2 separate regions of the Homo sapiens genome follow, and region 2 is linked to region 1. Evidence: chromatin loops called from intact Hi-C (ENCODE). Cell type or tissue: Calu3. All regions are shown on one strand.

What was found. A loop is a pair of places that touch in the nucleus more often than their neighbours do. Peaks named below come from ENCODE experiments on the same cell type or tissue, not always from the same donor. Only the 100,000 strongest peaks of a DNase experiment are listed, where the experiment ranks them.
Region 2: a loop joins it to region 1, with 3 times the contacts of the local background. A loop is called at or near these places in 18 of 110 quality-filtered maps.

Annotation. Positions count from the first base shown.
Region 1 is chr1:200,557,806-200,560,305 of GRCh38, reverse strand. KIF14 (kinesin family member 14) reads left to right here. Exons shown (of 30, transcript NM_014875.3): 27 at 854-976. Among named protein-coding and RNA genes, the nearest start is that of KIF14, 62 kb to the left of the region's middle. RefSeq lists a silencer at 1,282-1,331. In Calu3, no CTCF peak of the experiment used is centred here; a DNase peak (open chromatin) is centred at 1,245.
Region 2 is chr1:200,836,660-200,839,159 of GRCh38, reverse strand. All of the region lies in intron 6 of CAMSAP2 (calmodulin regulated spectrin associated protein family member 2), which reads right to left. Among named protein-coding and RNA genes, the nearest start is that of GPR25, 35 kb to the left of the region's middle. In Calu3, a CTCF peak has its summit at 993 (motif pointing right); no DNase peak of the experiment used is centred here.

The DNA of each region.
Region 1 (2,500 bases):
AGTAAGGCTCCATCTCAAAAAAAACCCAACAAAACCAAACAACCAAAAAACTTTTAAATATATTGGATTATTTTGCAAACCTTATTTTACCTTTCAGATCCTTAATTTGATGCTAGTCATCCACCGTGGAGGGTTTTCTCAGCCAATCAACACATGAAAAAACGTTGTAATACCAGATAATTTGTATCTGCTTGCTTTCACTAGTTATGCTATTGAAAACATTGTATTATATTAGAATGTTGCTGTGTTCTGGCTGGGGGCGGTGGCTCACACCTGTAATCCCAACACTTTGGGAGGCCAAGGCTGGTGGATCACCTGAGGTCAGCAGTTCAAGACCAGCTTGGCCAACATGGCGAAACCCCGTCTCTACTAAAGATATAAAAATTAGCTGAGTGTGGTGGCAGGTGCCTGTAATCCCAGCTACTCAGGAGGCTGAGATAGGAGAATAACTTGAACCAGGAAGGTGGAGGTTGCAGTGAGCCAAGATCGTGCTATTTCACTCCAGCCTGGGCAACATGAGCGAAACTCCATTTCAAAAAAAAAAAAAAGAATGTTACTGTGTTCTAGCAATATAGAGCCCTGCTTAAAAGATGATAAACATTCTTTGCAATATGTTATATATGGGATACTAAATTACAGATTTGCTAATTTTATTTCTTTACAGACCACAGACTGTTAGTTCTTATTCTAGCTTTAGTTGAACTTAATAAACTTGGGATGTATTATAGTCCTAAAGTAAGCAGAAAATATAACTTAATTACTTGATAATTTAAAATATATAAAACCTAAATTTAAATAAATTAAAATACATAAAACCTAAATTTTCTAGTTAATGCTTAAATTCTTTTTCTAGGAGGAATTCATGGATGCTGTTTGTGATGGTGTAGGCTTAGGAATGAAGATTTTATTAGATTCTGGACTGGAAAAAGCAAAAGAACTTCAGCATGAACTCTTTAGGCAGTGTACAAAAAATGAGGTAAGATGAATAAAAGAATATTCTGTACAGTACTAAATAATATATAAAGTTGATTTTTTCAGTCAACAAATTAGATTTCTATAAATTCATATGTTTTAATTTGTTTCGAGTTATTTTTCACTGAAGAGGCTGACATCATGATCTTATGGTGATATTTTCCCAAGTTATTCTTGAGTCACTGCAGCCTCTATTGTTAATATTTTGCTTGGTCCTGTTGCAGCTATTTTCAAGAATTCAGTCTGTAAACTCCTAAGCAGAGAGTGGAGTGTGGTAGTGACACCTAGTGTTCGCTTTCTGGTTGTCATTTTCTTCCTTAGCTTTGTTTAGTCTTCTCCTCTTCTAAGAATGGAAACTATTAGTAACATTTATTGATTCAGTATCTTGAACTAAATATTTTTCTGGGGCATTCACATAAGATATTTCATATCAAGATACAGAACCAATAAGCATTTCAGTGATTTCCTAAAATATGTGTCCTCCCATCCTCCAGCTAACATTACTTAGTACCTTAGGAAAGATCTGGGTTTTAATATTAGAAGACATGTATTTGAAACCTGGTTCTATCACTTTCCACTTATCATTTAGCAAGTCACTTAATGCTCTGACCCTGTCATGTAAGCATACCTACATCACAGGCTGTAAACTATTTACTGATTAATTTCCTCTGACAGTTACTGGACTAGGTGCTTTACATGTAACAGTGGTAAATCTTAGCCATTTCTATAATGGGTTTGTACTTTGTCAGTAAGAAAAAGCCCTATGAATATCATATTTCATATTCATATCATTTTTCAAGGTAGGAATTTATATTCTTCATTTCATTGAATTAGAGTATTTTGCCTAATTACCCAACTATTAAGCCCTGAGCCAGGATTTTATATTCTGCCTGACTCCAAAACTCAACATGCTACATAAATAAGTTTTTAAAACTATTGTTCATGCATTAATTTTCTTTATTGACAATTACTGTTAGTGAAGTGGGGATTAGGAAGATACAAATTCAAATTCTTATGAGACTGAATTTCAGAGACTTGTCTGTTTTAGAGTCTTGTAACAACATATTAAAACCATCCTTGGCCAGGGATGGTAGCTCATGCCTGTAATCCCAGCACTTTGGAAGGCCAAGGCAGGAAGACAGCTTGAGCCCAGAATATGAAACCAGCCTGGGAATCATAGTGAGACCTTGTCTCTACAAAAAATACAGAAATTAGCCAGACATGGTGGCATGCATCTGTAGTACCAGCTACTCCGGAGGCTGAGGCAGGAGTATCACTTGAGCCCAGGAGTTTGAGTCTGCAGTGAGCTGTGATTGCACCACTGCATATCAGCCTGGGCGACAGAGCAAGACCTTGTCTCAAACAAACAAACAAAAACCACCCCTGTCCATTCCATTGCTCTTGTTGGAGTCAGGTGGCTGGGGCAGTGCTACCTGGGGACATTTAGGTTCCTGAGATCTTAGCTACTAGGATGTCTCCTCATTTATGTATATACTGATTGATCTAGAAAAGTAGATCATGTGGAGGA
Region 2 (2,500 bases), 280 kb before region 1:
TCGCCCCTCTTTGAAACACTGCCATGCCTACGTCCATCAGCTACTAAATGATTCTCAAATGTACTGACTGCACTTATATATGCAGTGGCCTACCGAGCATTTTCTTTTGGATATCTCAAAGGCCTATGTCCAAAATTGAAATAGTGACCTTCCCTACAAATGTGATCTTACTGCAGTCCTTATCTCACTGAATGGCACCACTATCCCAGTGTGCAAACCAGAAACCTAGGAGTCATCCTTGACACCTTCTTTCTCCCATGTCCAATTCATCACCAAAGCATGCAGATTTTGCATCCTAAATATTTCTGGAATTCACCAACTTCTCTCCATCATAACTGCTCTGATTCAAACATTTTTGCCTTGTTTGGAACACAATAGCTTTTTCTTTGGCTTGCTAAGAAAACAAACTTTTCAAAATGCAACTCTCTTTCCATTGCTCTTGAGGTAAAGGGAATCTTACTATGGCTTACAAGAGGCTACTTGGTACAGTCCCTTTTTCTCTTCCCAGATTTATCTATTACTACATTCTCCAAGTTTCCTCATCTTACCCTCCAGATGATAAAGTCTAAAAAGACAAAGTTTATGCTCATCATTATATCTTCAGTGTTTAAAACAGTGTCTGGCACATGATAGGTGCTCAATAAATATTTATTAAATGAATGTACAAATGAATGAATCTACGTACTAAAAAAAACAGTCAGTAAAACATCAAAACATTGACACAATATTTCTGATTAGTAAGATTATTGTGATTTATATTTCTTCTTTATACTTATCTTTATGGTATACTTTCTAAAGCCAAAGTATAAAATTGGTTTTTAAGTACTGGTGCTAGGTTCCATTTTACTAGCCTAGTTAACTGAAAGCTGATTATATTTTGAAAAAATACTGCTTAAGTGCTCAATAATTATCTGTTGAACAGAAAATAAGTTAATATTTTAAGGACTTTGGTAAGATAGCCATCCTAATAACATTAATTGTACTATTTGGCCACAAGATGTCAGTAGAGTAAGAAATAATTTTCCCAGTAATTAAAACTTATGAAGATTATGTCTTTCTGAGTTCATGACGATTAAACAGCAATAAATCTGTCACCATATTTCAGGAATGATGCCAGATTAATTCATTTAAAAGCTTCTTCTTTCCTTCTTTTAGTTAAGATGGTCATAAGGCTACATACTCTTGTCCCAAAAGCTCCTTAAGCTGATAAACAACTTCAGCAAAGTCTCAGGATACAAAATTAATGTACAAAAATCACTAACATTCCTATACACCAACAACAGTTAAGCCAAGAGCCAAATCAGGAATGCAATCCCATTCACAACTGGCACAAAAAGAATAAAATACCTAGGAATACAGCTAACCAGGGAAGTGAAAGATCTCTACAAGGAGAACTACAATACACTGCTCAAAGAAATCAGAGATGATACAAACAAATGGAAAAACATTCCATGCTCATGGACAGGAAGAATCAATATTGTTAAAATAGCCATACTGCCCAAATCAATGTATAGATTCAATGCTATTCTTATTAAACTACCAATGATATTCTTCATAGAACTAAAAAAAACTATTTTAAAAATCATATTGAACCAAAAAAGAACCTGAATACCCAAGGCAATCTTAAGCAAAAAGAACAAAGCAGGAGGCATCATGTTACCTGACTGCAAACTATATTACAGGGCTACAGTAACCAAAACAGCATGGTACTGGTACAAAAATGGAACAGAACAGAGAGCCCAGAAATAAGGCCACATATCTACAACCATCTGATCTTTGAAAAAGCTGACCAAAGCAAACAATGGGGAAGGACTCCCTATTCAACAAATGGTGCTGGGATAACGGTCTAGCCATACTCAGAAGATGGAAAACAGACACTTTCCTTACACTATATAAAAAAATTAACTCAAGATGGATTAAAGAATTAAATATAAACCCAAAACTATAAAAACCCTGGAAGAAAATCTAGGCAGTACCATTCTGGACATAGGAATGGGCAAAGATTTCATGACAAAGGTGCCAAAAGAAGTTGCAACAAAAGCAAAAATTGACAAATAGGATCTAATTAAACTACAAAGCTTCTGCACAGCAAAAGAAACTATCAACAGTGTGAACAGAGAGCTTATAGAATGGGAGAAAATTTTTCGGACTATGCATCTGACCAAGGTCTCATATCCAGCATCTATAAGGGACTTAAACATATTTACAAGATAAAAATAATCTCATTAAGAAGTGGGCAAAGGACATGAACAGACACTTTTCAAAAGACATAGACATACACGCGGCCAACAAGCATATGAAAAAAAGCCCAATATCACTGATCATTAGAGAAATGCAAATCAAAACCACAATGAGATACCATCTCACACCGGTTAGAATGGCTCTTACTAAAAAGTCAAAAAATAATAGGTGTTGACAAAGTTGCAGAGAAAAAGGAACATTTACACACTGTTGGTAGGAGTGTAAACTAGTTCAACCAATGTGGAAAACAGTGTGGTAA